2 separate regions of the Mus musculus genome follow, and region 2 is linked to region 1. A link is a loop called in an ENCODE intact Hi-C map of the cell type or tissue named here. Cell type or tissue: left cerebral cortex. All regions are shown on one strand.

Region 1 (8,000 bases):
AACAACATTCTTTTTCTTTGCACGGGCTCTTCATCACATCCTCACCAGTCAGGAATCATCCCAGTTTCTCAGAGTAGGTTCCAAGAGGAGAGTGACTTGCCCAAGGTCACACAGCTAGGTCGTGTTGGAGGCAGGAGACCATGCCACAGCTTCAGGCTAGATGGGCTCTGTTTGGACCCTAGAGCAGGACTTGGGCACCAAGATCAGAGTTCTTGGTACCAGTGGCTTCAACACAGGGCCAGGCTCCTGTCCCAGGCTCTGGGGTCCTAGTCAGGCCATTTCCATGCCACAGTGTTAAAGAGGTCATGAATCTAAGGACTTGGACCATGAGGTACATTTCTTTAAGTTCTGTGAAACCATCTTAACTCCTGGATGCTCTCAGGGACTCGCTCTCTCTTGACTGTTCTAAGTTTGAGTGTGTGGATGAGTGTGTGTGCATGCACTGTGCGTATGCAAGACCTACAGAGGGCAGAAGCCCAGCTTGCTGGAGGGATTCTGTCTGTATCCTATCTTGGTTTTTACCCTTTCTTTCCTTTCTCTTGCCTTCTCTCCTTCCCATTCTTCTGTCCTTCCTTCCTTCCTTCCTTCCTTCCTTCCTTCCTTCCTTCCTTCCTTCCTTCCTTCCTTCCTTCCTTTCTCCATCTCCTCCTTGAGATCCTGTGCCCCGCACCTTCAGGGCCCTCACACACTTGAACCTGTTACCAGCTTTCTGGTTTGTGAATTTCCCACAGAGTTAGGATAAAAAGTTCGTGACCTGGAGCTGCTGTCCAGGAAGGACGAGCAGCCCCCACCTTGTCTCCCTTCCCACTGAGGATGGATCTCTTGTCCTGCTTTATGACCCTAGAAAGGGAACCATTCCGTCTATAAATCATGCGCCCTGCCCTGCTTCTCCATGTTCTTCTTGTTGGTCCTACCCACCAGCGCCCTCCGCTCCCCACAGGGAATTTGGTTATGCAGCTGAGTACTTAACATCAGGGGTGTGCAGCCAGCCAGTCTGCATTCCCAAGCTCTCCCAGCTTCATGACCTCAGACAGACAAACTCTTTATCTATCTATCCACGCAGCTCCGGCTAGCCTCAAACTCTCTGTGTAACTGAGCATGATCTTTAATTCCTGAGCCTCCTGCCTTCACCTTCCAAGTGCTAGGCTCACAGACAAATGCCAGAATACCAGCAAACGTCTGTATGCTTGATCAATGAATTTCACCGAGAATAAATGGCGATGACAGTACCAGTTTCACTGAGTTGCTGGAAAGATTAGTTAATATGTAAAGTACTCAGAGGAGCAATAAGTAAGCATGAAGTCTGGTCTAGCTCTAGCCATTGTATCGGGGATGGGAGTGGGATGAGTCTCATGTAGCCCAGGCTGACCTCAAGTTGCCTGTGTAGGTGAGGATGACCTTGGATTCACGACCTTCTTTCTTGCTTTCAATTCTCAAGAGCTGGGATTGCAGGTGTGTATTGCCACACCCAGTTTTATGCTGTACTGGGAACTGAACCCAGGGACTCCAGCATGTTAGGCAAGCCTTCTACCTAATGAGCTGAATTCTCAGCCCTTTGGTTCTCTCTCTCTCTCTCTCTCTCTCTCTCTCTCTCTCTCTCTCTCTCCCTTCTTTCCTCCCTCCCTCTCTCTCCCATCTCTCTCATCTCTCTCTCAGTGTGTGTGTGTGTGTGTCTGGGGTTTGGGCTGATTGCCTGTTTGAGCTCATGTACTAGAAGATAGAGGTCAATATTCTCTTTGTTTTTTTGAGACAGGGCCTGGAGTTTGTGGATTATAGCCAGGCTGATCAGTCAGCTCTAGGGATTCATCAGTCTCCCCACCTATGAGGATGTGCTGCCATGCCTGGCTCCTCACATGGACTCCAGGATCAAACCCAAGTCCTGGCGCTTGCATTGGGTAACTATGCTGACTGAGATGTCCCCCAGCCTCCTGCTTTAAATCCTCTCTCTCTCTCTCTCTCTCTCTCTCTCTCTCTCTCTCTCTCTTCTCTGTCTCTGTCTCTCCCTCCCTCCCTTCCTCCCTCCCTCCCTTCCTCCCTCCCTCCCTCCCTCCCTCCCTCCCTCCCTCCCTCCCTTCCTTCCTTCCTTCCTTCCTTCCTTCCTTCTATTTGAACCTGGTTCTTTCTGCAGCCCTGGCCGTCCTGGAATTCAGTATATAGACCAGACTGGCCTCGAACTCACAGAGATCCACCTGCCTCCTGAGGGCTGGGATTAGTGTGTTACCACTGCCTCGGCTTGCTTTAAATTTAAAAATTACACTAACTTATTCACTTATTCTGTGTATAGGTAAGTCAGTTCTTTCCCTCTACCATGTGAGTTCTGGGTACTGAATTCAAGTTGTTAGTGGCAAGTGTTTTAACTCAGGGGACCCTTCACACTTTTGAAACTTAAAGTTATTTATTTGGTTATCATCAACACCCCCACCATCATCATCACAGCTGTGTGTGTATACAATGGGCATGTGCAGGTCAGAGGATAAATTTGTGGAATCTCTTTCCCCCTTTATATGGGTTTTGAGGGTGGGACAGGGGTCACCAGTCTTACATGGCAACCGTTTTGTTCTTGTAGAATGTAACTCTGTACGCCATGCTGGCCTCCCTCGATCCAGGAGGTGGGTTGTAGCACATCACAGATAATGAGATCTCCTTGCAGATTAGCCAGGTGTTTGCTCCTGAGTCTGAATCCTAACCTCTTATTCTTGCCCTGTCTTAGCTTCTGATCAAGAGATATATGACTCTGAGTTGCCAAGGGAACCAGGAGTCTAGACCATATGCTCAACAGAGCAGACACAGCATTCAGGGATGGACACACAGAGAGCTCAGAAAAATCTCAGGCTCTCAGCCCTGGAAAGATGAGGCAAGCTGGATCTGCCCACGGGAAGCTGAGTTAACCTTGGGGAAACTGTTTCATCCTGTGAACTTTTATTTCCTTCTGAGGATTATAATCACTTCCATATCACAGGCTTACTGGAAGCAATCAATACACTAAATGCCCAGGTCGGCTCCTGGGCCATGGGAGGCCCACAGATGGGGAGCAGCTGTCAGGGAGAGGAGGCACAGGCAGGCCCTTCTATTACAGCATCCCCAGAATACTGTCCATAGAATACTGTCTACATGCACAGGGCCCCTTGGTTTGATACCATGGCGGAGAGTTGAGAAAGATAATGACATCTAGAAAGCTCCTCCTGGTATCCTGGCTCCCAAAAGAAGATTCAAATAGCTTGTTCACCTTCCAAGTTGCGCAGTTGTCTGGGGGTATAGCTCTGTGGTAGATTCTTTTCATTTTAAAATTTATTTATATATTTTTTAATAAATATATTAATGCTCTATCTGCACATACATCTTTGTGCCAGAAGAGGGCATCAGATCCCTTTATAGATTAAGTCATGAGCCACCTGTAATTTCTGGGAATGAACTCAGGACCTCTAGAAGAGCACCCGGTGCTTTTTTTTTTCCCCCCCAATTTTTTATTAGGTATTTTCTTCATTTACATTTCAAGTGCTATCCCGAAAGTCCCTTATACCCTCCCCACGCAGCCAGTGCTTTTAACCACTGGGGCATCTTACCAGCTCTTAGATTACTTTCTAGATGGCCTTGGACTCAATCTCCAGCACTGGAGAGAGAATGAGAAAGACAGTTGTGCAGGGGGCTCGCAGTGCCATGTTGTGGCTGAGGGTACAAGCCAGGGGAGGAAAGCAAAGAAAGGGGACAGGACATCCCTGGAGGGATTCGGGTGAGGGTCCTGTCTTGAGTGGCAAATGTAGGTCAGATGGCCTGAGCTCAGCCTTCGATCTGAAGCCTAGCAAGAGCTTGGCATCAGACGCTTGGTGAGAACATCTCTTCAGTGTTGGAAAGGAGAACCGGAGAGCCGGGAGTGGGGCCACAGCGTCAGCTGTCAGCTTCACCTCCCCAGAAGCCCATTAAGGCTATCCTGCCCACCATTACCCCAGACCCACTTCCAGACTCCGGTGGCATTGGCTGACTCCAAATAACTCTTTTATCAAACCCCAAAGCGTAATCTAGCCTTCCAAGGTTGTCCACAAGCAGTCTACCTGTTGGCTGCCTACCTACTTTTAGGCAACTTGGGAACCTTGCAAAGTTAGGAAGGGAAAGAATACTTCTAACCCCACCCTCCAGCTTGCAGAATCATTTTAGGGTCCAGTCCTTGAAGTGTTTCAGATATATATATTTGGTTTTGGTTTTTTGAGACAGGGTTTCTCTGTATAGCCCTGGCTGTCCTGGAACTCACTTTGTAGACCAGGCTGGCCTCGAACTCAGAAATCCGCCTGCCTCTGCCTCCCTGAGTGCTGGGATTAAAGGGGTGTGCCACCACCACGCCCAGCTGTGTTTCAGCTATTTTTAACTTTTGGTTAAAAAGTAAGGGTTTTGGTTTGGGCTTTATTATTATTTTTATTATTATGGTTCTTTTGTTTGGAGATGGCCTACTGTAGCCAGCTAGCTTGGAATTTACTATTTAGCTGAGACTGATCTTGAACCTCTACCTCCTGGGTGATAGGATTGTAGGTGGTGATGCTGGTCTAGGCTTATGTCACAAAGGGCCAACTGCGCTAACCCCCAGGTGTTTTCTTCTCTTCCTCCTTATTTTTCTTTCTTTTGGTTTTTCTTTTTTGTTTTTAAAAGATTCATTTATTTTATGCATGAGTGCTCTATCTGCATGTACACTTGAAGGCCAGTAGAGGGCATCAGCTCCCAGTACAGATGGTTGTGAGCCACCACGTGGTTGCTGGGGATTGAATTCAAGACCTTTGGTAGAACAGGCGGTGCTCTTAACTACTGAACCATCTCTCCAGCTTTCTTTTGTTTTTTTCAAAACAGGGTCTCACTGTGTAGCCCTGCCTGTCTTGGAACATGTTCTGTAGAGTAGGCTGGCCTCAAACTCAGAGATCTGCCTGTCTTTGCCATTTGAGTGCTGGGATAAATGGTGTGTGCTATCACCACCTGGTTCTAGTTGTTTTCCTAGACAGTGTCCTTTACAGTTCAGGCTTCCCTACAAACTATGTATGAGAGGCTGACCTTGAACTCCTGATCTTCTGCCTCCCACTGCCAAAGGCTGTGGTTATAGGTGTGTGCCACTATTCCTGGTTTGTGCAATGCTAGGGTTCAAACCCATTGTTTGGTTCTAGGGATTGTCAGATCGCAAAAAAAATCTCATGACAAATGGCCAACTATGGTGCCTTAGCACATCGAGCTGTCTGCTGGACCTCTAGGCTCACTCAGCACCTGCAGCTCCTTCCCGATCTCCTCACCCCTACCTCCCACGCTCTGCCTAAAACCTCAGCAGCCCAGGGGCTTGGCTTCCCCTCCCCTCCCCTGCCCTCCCCTCCCCTCCCCTCCCCTCTCCTCCCCTCCCCTGCCCTCCCCTCCCCTCCTCTCCCTTCCCCTCCCCCTAACTCAGCCTCAAGCTCTCTGTCCTCTTGGTCTTCTTCGCTTCCTCTCTCATTCATCCTCTACCACTCCCACCCCCACCCCCACCCCCACCCCCACCCTCATGCTCCTGCTCTGTCTGCTGGTCTTGTTCGGTCTATTTCTTTCTCTCCTTGTTCAGGTCTCTTCCAGGTGCCCTCTGGCTGTTCTCGCCCTGAAATCTACAATAAAAACCTCCTTAGCCACACCCAGGAGCTGACAGGTGTTCTCAGTTTCATTTAGGGATCAAACCTCATGCCTGCTAGACCAAGGAGTCTCCCAATGGCGCTCCACCCCCACCCCAACTTGTAGTTCTTTATGGACCCGTGAGCCCTCACTTCAGGCCGCCAGGAGCACAGGATCCTGAGCCGTGCTACGCCTGCTTGACTTTTACCCAGCTCTCAGGGTTCACTTTAGAAATCTTACCCGGTTCGGGCGTGGTGGCGCATGCAGGCGGATTTCTGAGTTCGAGGCCAGCCTGGTCTACAAAGTGAGTTCCAGGACAGTCAGAGTTACATAGAGAAACCCTGTCTTGAAACAACAACAAAACAAACAAATTCATAGTTAAGACTTGGTTTAAGATTATGTAACTAAAGCTGGCCATGGTGGCCTTTAGTCCCAGCACTCGGGAGGCAGAGGTAGGCAGATCTCTGAGTTCGAGGCCAGCCTGGGCTACTGAGGGAGCCTCCGTCCCTCTCCTTGGCTTACACATGATGATCTTCCCTGCATTAACCTTTTTTTTTTGTTTTGTTTTTTTGTTTGTTTGTTTTTCGAGACAGGGTTTCTCTGTGTAGCCCTGGCTGTCCTGGCACTCACTTTGTAGACCAGGCTGGCCTCGAACTCAGAAATCTGCCTGTCTGTGCCTCCCAAGTGCTGGGATTAAAAGCGTGCACCACCACCCCGGGCTTGTGGTTTGGTTTTTCAAGACAAGAGTCCCTCTGTGTAGCCCTGGCTGTCCTGGAACTCATTCTGTAGACCAGGCCAGTCTTGAGTTGCTTGTTTTCATTCATCAGGCCAAGATGATCTGGGTCGGTGATTAACAGAAATCAGCTCCTGTTTCTTAGTCTCTAACCTTCGTGTGTGCGCACCAACACCTGTACACCAACACATGTAATTTTAAATTCTGTCCTTCTCTGGGCACTTGCACTTCCACACACACATACACAGAGAGACAGAGACACAGAGAGAAATTAATAATAATTGTTTTAAAAATAAAAAACAGGGGGCTGGAGAGATGGCTCAGCAGGTAAGAGCACCCGACTGCTCTTCCGAAGGTCCAGAGTTCAAATCCCAGCAACCACATGGTGGCTCACAACCATCCGTAATGAGATCTGACTCCCTCTTCTGGAGTGTCTCAAGACAGCTACAGTGTACTTACATATAATAAATAATAAATAAGTCTTAAAAAAATAAAAATAAAAAACAGGAACTGGAGAGATGGCTCAGCAGTTAAGAGCACTGACTCTTCTTCCAGAGGTCCTGAGTTCAATTCCTAGCAACCACATGGTGGCTCACAACCACCTGTAATGAGATCTGATGCCCTCTTCTGGTGTGTCTGAAGACAGCTACAGTGTACTCATATATACATAAAATAAATAAATAGATCTTTTTTTTAAAAAAGTAAAAAGCAAAAAACAGAAAAATCCAAGAAACCTGTCCTGATTTGATCTTGCACCTCCGACTGTGAAAATAATTTTATTAATTTATTTTTTGTCATTTGAACCATTCAAGGTTATTTTGTTATGGCATCTCCAGCAAAGTAATACACAGACATCTTAATTTATTTTCCAGATATAAAGCTGTAACATCAAGCTGGGGATAGTTTAGTAACACTTGCCTCCCGTAGACAAAGCCCTGGGCTTAATTCCCAGACCATAGCATAAAAGTAACCAGTAGTGAATATATCTTTTTCAAAGATCTAATTTTTATTATTTTATGTGTGAGTGTTTTGTCTGCATCACACATGGCCTGGTATCCTGGTGCCCAGAAAGGTGACGGGCCTCCATGATTCCCAGGATGCTGGGTCCTTTGCAACAAGTGCTCTTAACCACTGCGCTAACTCTCCAGGGCCAAATAGACAGGATGTTATTTACTCCAGGTTAGTCTCAGGTTCACTCTGCAGGGAGACCTTTTTCACTTTTCTGCAGCTGTGATAAACACCCAGACCAAAAGCAGCCTGGGGAGGGAAGGTTTATTTCATTTTATAGGTTACAGTCAGTCACAGAGGGAAGCCAGGGCAAGACGCTGAAGCAGGAACTGAGGCAGAAACCACGGAGGAGTGCTGCCTCATGCCTGGCTCCCTCACTTGCTCCTTGTTAGCTTCCTTAAATAATTAATTACACACGTACTTATGTGAGTATGCACATGCCAGGTACCCAGCTGAGAAGGCTGGAGGTGTAGAGTTCCCCAGGAGCTCTGGTCACTCAGTGAATTCAGGTCCTCTGACAGAAAGAACACTGTGTTCTCCTAACCGCTGAGTCATCTCTCCAGATCACTCGGCTAGCTTCCGTCTATAGTTCAGCTCTACCTACCCAGGGGTGGTGCCACACGCGGTGGGCAGGGCCCTCCCATGCCAATCA
Region 2 (8,000 bases), 120 kb after region 1:
AAAAGGTATTTAATCTCAGGTCCACCCTGAGACGTGGGTACAGTACACCATTTTCCACCACAACCAATAAACTGTTTAGAATCATGGACTGTCTCTTTCATCAAGGCCCGCTGTGGGGAGCCATGGAGAAGGCATTCGACTACAGAGCCACAGCTTACTTCTCCTGTAGAAGGGTTCTCTGTGCTCCCAGCCACAACGCCACAAAGCCTGCTTCTGAGAAGCTAAGGACAAGCCAGAGCTCCCCTTATGCCTGACCCTGGGCTAGACACTATCCCCAGCCCACAGACCCCTGACTCCCAGTGGCACTTGGATGTCCAAGAGTCAGAGAACCCAGTGACCCCGGAACCAGCTCCACCTTCCCACTCACCCCCAGAGTGGTCTTGGCACTCCCCTACAGCCCGGCACCTGCCTGGGCTGCAGCATGGGATAAAAGTTCCTCTGGGGGAGGCTGTGCTCTCAGGTGGGTGGCCATGGACCAACATCTAGTCTCTAGCAAGCTTTAAGCCCTAGCCTGCTATGTCCACCCTCTCTCTCATAATGCTGACAAATTATTGGGATCAAACACACTAAAGGTTTATGAATGCATCCTATCACAGCTACAGCTCACCTTCAAATCCAACACGCTCAAGCAGGTTCAGCGGGTACCAAATTAAAGGTTTGTTTCCAACTGGAAGCAGAGGCTTGGGAATGCTGGAAGTCAAGTCTGTCATCCGAGATCCCCCACCAACGGCCATAACCACCGCTTGAAACTCCATTTTTATAAAGCTGCAAGCACAGGAAGAGAAAGAGTGGCTTAAGTCAAATGATACACAGTACTATTTGTCTCTATTTACATGAGTACTTCCCACCTACACCAGACGTGCCACTTCTGATTTAGTTACCAGAGTAAGAAACACTCCCTCACGGTAGCAAAGATTGTTCTCGCCTTCTCTGGCCAACAGTTTTAGCTCTGATCTCAGTAAAAGCAGATAATATAAATTTAAAACTTCTGGTCCTCGCCCTTGAGTTGTTTATAGTTAAGAACAGACAAATTCAAGTGCCAGTGGTGGTGGCATATTTAATCCCAGCACTTGGGAGGCCGAGGCAGGCGCATCTCCATGAGTTCAAGGCCAGTCTGCTCAACAGAGTTAATTCCAGCACAGCCAAAACTACACGTGAGACCCTGTCTCAAAAACACAAGCTTCTTTAGGGTCTGGCTGGAGAATTGTAGTTCTCACCCTTCATAAAGGAAATGGTCCTTTGCAAAAGATTTAGATCATCACAGAAGACCACAACTGATCAAAACAAAGAGCTGTGGAGCCTGGTCCCAACTAATACCTGTAAGAAAGTCCCGCAGCCAAGGCTCCGTGATCATTAAAAAGACAGAGGGACAGGAGGTTTGCTAGATATGGTCTGTGTCTCCTAGATATGCCAGAGACTATACAGCCATAAAGTGTCACCAACATGGCTTCCTAAACGAGACCTGAACAAGGATAACACCAACTGACATGTTAATGTCTGGGAGGGAAAGCTTACAAGGCCTCAACCCTAAGCAAAAAAAAAAACTACAGGCAACTAAGAAATTCTGAGAGCAAGTGAAATAGTGAACATCAATTGATTATCCAATACCAAATGACCAGTCCTGGGGAAATACACATAATCAACATGATTATGAGAGAGCAGCTGTAGTTATGTATTTAGGAATATACACATCCACACATTCATGAAGCTGTTGGGATTAAATGAGGGCTCACTTGTCTGGTATTTATGAGGCCTTAGGCTGGATCCCCTACACAAGAATAAAAAAGTATTTCTCTATAAGACATGCAAAGTAACGTTCATCCTATCACACGCACTATATACATGTTTCATATTATTGGACAGATGCTGGATCACGGAAAACACACTATACCAACTAAAATATACTGTGCTATAACTCTGGGTTTTCTTTTGTAACAAATACTTATTTTTTTTTTAATTTTATGTGTGTGTTGAGTGCACATATGGAGTCAGATCCCCTGTAAGTGGAGTTATAGATGGTTCTGAGCTATCATGTAGGTGCCGAGAACTGAACCTAGGTCCTTTGGAAGAATATACGCTGCTTTTAATCACTGAGGCACCTCTCCAGCCCCCTATAGGTCCTTTTTAAGTGGACAGGTATTATTACGCTGTCATAGCTAGTGTGATGGCCTTTCCTAGATGTGACCCTCACTACAGATCAGTACATGCAACCTGGTGGTTCCAGACTCTAGAACCACTTCTAGAGGTCATCATATTGATGCTTGTGAATCTAGTGCCAATACCTGGTTATAAAGTGTGAATTAACCTCCTGGGCTCAAGTGATTCCCAGTCTTACCACCTTAGCAGCCAGAACTGCAGGTCTACGGCTACTCCTGCTTTAGGCTGGTTTTCTCCTGGGACAAGTAACCAAGTAGCAAAACTCTTTAAAAAGACTCTGCTCAGAAATCATCTTGCATAGCATGAAGCTACAACTAACTTTTTGCACACCAATGATGGGACTTCTTTCACCTGCTGCTTCTACTATACTCTGTACGGACTGTGTCAACCTTTATAGGCTTCACTGCAGGCATTCATTTAAATGCCTATTAAGAGTGAGTTCCTTGAAGTTGGGGACTATGTGTTGTCAGGATACACCCAGTCAGATGCCAGATACTATATGTGGAATGAGCATCTGTGAACCTCACAGCAACCCCACATTAGTGTTAAGCTCAAATGTGTACAAGAACACATTTGGAACCCAGGTGGCTAGAACCTAAAGTTCCTGTTCTCAATCTCTGGGTTAAGGAGGAAAAAAAAAAAAAAAGACGCAACCTAAGAAACAAGAATACTTATGAACCTAACCAATCATAAGGCTAGACTTAAAAGTTTCAACTTTACCGTCGTGACTCCCAATACCAAGTCGATGAGTCTCACCAGCCTCCAAGTTTTACAGGAGGCGTTTACAGAGTCCCAGTCATGCCTTCCTCACAGTTGCCGTCTTCTGTCCTAAATTGTAAGATCGGCTACTGCATTGTAATTGGTTTGCCAAACCTTTGCGCGCTGCCTAAAAGGGCCTTACTGTATCCCATTTAGTCCCTGCCTTGAGCCCAAATAAATGTGGGACGAATAAATAATGTGGAAACCATGTCAGCAAGGCACCAAGGGAGTCTAGTGCTCACTCGGTGTGACTTCGGGCAGAACTGTCCCTCCCTGAAACTCAGTTTTTCCATCTGTTGCACAAGGCTTGGACTCTCCAGTCCCCCAGTCGGGACGCATGGCTCTACGGCCAGGGCCGGCAGTGTCTCGCCCGGCGATTTCGGGAGCGCAGTCCCTGTCTGCCTACTCGGGTCCTGCTCGGCTAGCTGGCCTCCCTCACAGGAACCCGGCTTTCCAGCATCCGCGCGCCGCTCTCCCTGCTCAGCCAGCTCGTGCCCCGCCTGGCACCGCACTAGCCCCGGCTTTACCTCAGCTATCCGCACGCCGCAGCCTCTCCCAGCGCTCCCCACGCCGCCTCTGGCTGACAAGCCAAGAGCGCAGGCGCGCGGTGGCCGAGCGGTTCGATACGACGCGCCGACTCAGGAAGGAGGAACGAGTGCCGAGTAATAGATGGCAGAAGGCAAGGATGCTCTTGCGGAGCGTGCCGGAGACCAAGCGACCGACGAGCCGTGGCGTGGAGTTTCTGTATTGCTGCCTAGTGCTTGTTAAATGTCCCCTTCAATCTCTAACGTTTCGGAGTTGCCATTCTAAATCCCAGCCTCACGGCACTGTAAATTTGGCTTGTCAATACTTTTTGTTTTGTTTTGTGATTTTTTTTTTTCAAGACAGGGTTTCTCTGTGTAGCCCTGGCTGTCCTGGAACTCACTCTGTAAACCAGGCTAGCCTCGAACTCACAGAGAACCGCCAGCTGCAATCTCCCCTGCCTCTGCCCCCGGTAGACTGGGATTAAAGACCTGCACCAACACTCATAGAAGATTCAAGAATTTAAAAAAACAAAGCAAAACAAAACACCTACTAAATTCCCTTGCAAGCCAGCGGTTGGTTAGGCTTCTAGTGTGCAAGATGCCTGATTTGGCCTTTGTGTCAGCAAACTTTAGCCATTCAAACAATAAATTCATTTCTGATAGTGTGAGAACCGGACTTAGAGCGTTTCTCCCTGGGAGGTAAAGCCCCTAAAACATTCCCCCAAGCTTGTTTTCCCTGTTCTCTAAAAATACAGCTAGAAAGAAGCTCTTTGTTCTCTATAGCCAGCAAAAAGCCTTTTTGTTTCTATACCTTACAACCAGAGATGCGATAATTGTAATTTTACCAAGGATACCCGGCAGAGAAGAGCTGTTGAGTTATTGGGGTGCGGGCCAGCTCATCCCGGGACTTGAGCTGAGGCCCAGCTTTGGGGGTCTTACAATAGCACTTAATGGTTTGAAGAGAGTAAGTCGGGTTGAGCCTTGGGAAAGAGCCTTGCAAGCTGACTAGACAGCAAGTGCAAAGATCCTGCCCGTGGTGGTGAATGCCTATAATCCCAACACTTGGGAGGCAGAGGCAGGCCTATGTCTGTCAGTTCGAGGCCAGCCTGGTCTACAGAGTGATTTCCAGGACAGCAGGGCTACACAGAGAAACCCTGTCTCAAAAAACAAAAAAACAAAAAAACAGCAACAAACAAACAAATCCCAAAAGAAACCCCGGAGTTCAATAAAGAGTAGGAAGGGCACTGCAGCAGAAATAAAGTGAGAGGGGAAGTGGGTGAGTAAAGGCTACCAGAGGGAGCCAGATGGAGGAGACCAGAGAATTCAGACCCCACCGGCTTGTAGGCTATAGCAAGGAACATAAGTTTTTTCTGTGGAATGTATAATGAACATAACGTAAGAAAACAGAGACAGAAGCACTCTTTTTTAATAGCTTCTTAACTCAGATAGCACAGGAGGAAACAAGCCCCATGGTGTCTGCAGCCCAGGGCCTACAGTCCTGTCTTCATATTGGCATATAAAAGCTTTTAGTGTGGTTGTGCATGGTATTGCATGTCTGTGATCTCAAAGGCTGAGGGAGAAGGACTGTAAATCCTGAGCTAAATAAGGAGACCTGTCTCAAAAGTAGGAGTGGGGAGTGGGGACACCACAACGGTGACAACTTAAAGGGAGCATGAGTCTAAACTGGAATTTCACAGTCTGAGCCTAGGCCTGGGCCTGGACCTTTGATTGAGCCTTGGCCTTGACTCAAGCTATTTTGAATGATTGCTTATTTGATCAGAAATTATTGAGCAGATGAACATTATATGACAAGTTTTGTCTGTTGTTGTTGTTGTTGTTATTTATTACTATTACTATCATCCCTTTGAGATAGAGTCTCACAAGGCCCAGGCTGTCCTCAAACTTTATACCTGAGGCTGGCCTTGAGCCCCTGGTCCTCCTTTATCCACCTCTTGACTGGTGGGATTACAGGTGTATACTACCATAGCTGGCTTATGTAGCACTGGGTATCACACCCAGCGCCTGGAGCACACTAGACAAGTACTCTATCAACTTTACTATGTCTATAGCCAACAAGGTTTTGAAAGATCATGGAAGTTTCTAAGTCAAGAAGTCTCTGGAAACAAGGAAGGAGACCACATAAAAAGCAGTGATTGCCTGAAATACCCCAAATATCCAAGCTACCCTAAAATCCTGAATTTAGACAAATCTTAAAATTGTGAGAGAAAAAAATAAAAGTTGCTGTTCTTTTTTTTTTAAGAATTATTGATTTATTTTATGTATGTGAATACACTGTAGCTGTCTTCAGACACACCAGAAGAGGGCATCAGATCTCCACTATGGATGGTTGTGAACCACCATGTGGTTGCTGGGATTTGAACTCAGGACCTCTGGAAGAACAGTCAGTGCTCTTAACCACTGAGCCATCTCTCCAGCCCCCAACAGTTGCTGTTCTAAGCACTAAATTTTGGGGTAGTTAGTTAAACTGCAGTAAATAGCCCAGACATTCTCTCCTCTGACTGTTCTGGAACTCACTCTGTAGACAAGGCTGGCCTTGAACTCAGAGATTTGCCTGCCTGTAGCTCCAAGTGCTGAGTTTAAAGGCATGCAACACTCCCACCCAACTAATTTCTTAATCTTTTGAAAGCTCTCCCGGTTCCTTTTTTTCTCCAGTTTTCTTCCTTCCTTCTTTCCTTTCCTTTTAACTTTTAGCTTTTTCCTCTCTGCATGTGTATCTGTGTGAGAATGTCTGATCTCTTGGAGCTGGCGTTACAGAGGAGGAGGAGGAGAATTATCTCAGGTCTAAGGTAAACCCTATGTGAGCTACAATGTGGGTGCTGAGAATTGACCCTGGGTCCTCTGGAAGAGGAGCCAGTGCTCTAACCACTGAGCAATCTCTCCAGCCCCTTTTCCAGTTCTCTTAATCTTGAGTTGCTTTAGTATTTACCAGTTAGAAGACAGTCTGGTTTCTGTATTGAGAATAAAGGCATATGTTCATGAATGCCTTTAATCCTAGCACTTGGTAGACAGAAACAGGCAGAACTCTGTGGTGCCAGCTTGGTCTATATAGAAAGTTCCAGGCCAGCCAGTGAGACCTTGTCCCAAATTAATAATTTGTGTGGTGGCTCAAACCCTTAATCCCAGCCTGGTCTACGGAGTGAGTTCTAGGACAGCCAAGACTACTTAGAGAAGCTCTGTCTCCAATCGCAACAACAACAAACAAAGACTAATTGAAATATAAATAAATTAAGGAATTTGACTTTGACATTTGTCAGAACACCTAATATATGTCAAGCAATGCCTTAGATGCTGGGAGTAAGAGCACTCGGTGAGAAAGCAAGGGCTTGGAGTTCCCCCCAGACTTTAGCCAGAAGAAAAGGAACTAGGGGGCTGGAGAGATGGCTCAGTGGTTAAGAGCGCTGACTGCTCTTCCAGAGATCCTGAGTTCAATTCCCAGCAACCACATAGTGGCTCACAACCATCTGTAATGGGGTCTGATGCTCTCTTCTGGTGTGTCTGAAGACAGCAATGGTGAGTACATAAAATAAATAAATAAATTTTGGGGGAAAAAAGGAATTAGAAAAAAGGAAAGAAAAGAAAAGGACCCAGGGTCAATTAGGCCTGGGGCAGGGTATCTCTAACCCATGGTGCCCTACACAGAGCTAGGCTTGGTCCCTGCTCCTGCTCCAGTTCCTTGGTCAGTGACTGTTCATATTAAACAGTCTCCAGTACTTCCAGGAACCTGAGGTTCACTGCTGTGGGAAATGCCTCCTGTTTGGTTTCAACATTATATTCTGGGTCCTGGGGGCCCTGTTCCTGGCCATCGGCCTCTGGCTCTGGGGCTAGAAGGACATCTCTCCAACATTTTTGTGGTGGTTGGGGGAGTCATGTTAGGCTGGGGTTTGCTGGCTGCATTGATTGAGGCCCTCTGGGAGAATACCTTCTTTGTGGAGATTTTGGTGACAGTTATGCTGGCCTCCATTTCCAGGGACTGGACTCGAGACTGGCTCGTTATCATCATCAACAGTGTGAAAGCCTGCCAGGGCAATAGTGGCCTCCAGAACCCTAATCACTTAGAATAATGGTCTTGCTGCCGAGTCTGAGGGCCCAATGACTAGAACCCCAATATCTACTTTATTTACACGGATGTGAACCTGAACTGGGAACACTGGAGTGTCCCTCACCCTGTGCCAGGGCCTCTGTGGGAGATCCCCTCCATTCCCAGTGTGATAACATGACATCTGGCTCAGACGACAGCTAGAGTAGCAAGCTGGTCACAGTGGCTGGGATCTTCATAGGATCACTCTCCTCCACACTTTTGGCATCTTCCTGGTAAGGAAGGCCAGCTGGTGAGACTGCTGAGAAGCCATGGCCATACGCCTGTCCTGATGGAAGGTTGGCTGATGCCTCCAGTGACTCTCTGCTTTGCTCACAATGGCAAGACCAGCAAGATGTTTGCTTTGGCCTGAGCTGAGAGATTTCATGAGTGTGGTGCTTGCTTCCCATGGAGGGAGCTATTGTGTCTGTGTAGAGGTTGCTTGTCAGTGGAGCTCTGTAAGT

The links. A loop is a pair of places that touch in the nucleus more often than their neighbours do. Peaks named below come from ENCODE experiments on the same cell type or tissue, not always from the same donor. Only the 100,000 strongest peaks of a DNase experiment are listed, where the experiment ranks them.
Region 2: a loop joins it to region 1, with 2.7 times the contacts of the local background. A loop is called at or near these places in 19 of 42 quality-filtered maps.

What each region holds. Positions count from the first base shown.
Region 1 is chr4:117,136,181-117,144,180 of GRCm38, reverse strand. No RefSeq gene overlaps it. Among named protein-coding and RNA genes, the nearest start is that of Plk3, 6.2 kb to the right of the region's middle. In left cerebral cortex, CTCF peaks have their summits at 3,337 (motif pointing right) and 4,686 (motif pointing right); a DNase peak (open chromatin) is centred at 4,729.
Region 2 is chr4:117,014,920-117,022,919 of GRCm38, reverse strand. It overlaps Eif2b3 (eukaryotic translation initiation factor 2B, subunit 3), which reads right to left and starts at 3,518. Exons shown (of 12, transcript NM_001111277.2): 1 at 3,444-3,518; 2 at 608-765. The coding sequence starts at 755. It also overlaps the pseudogene Gm12997. In left cerebral cortex, CTCF peaks have their summits at 3,467 and 4,957; DNase peaks (open chromatin) are centred at 885 and 3,523; H3K4me3 peaks cover 1,309 bases; H3K27ac peaks cover 812 bases.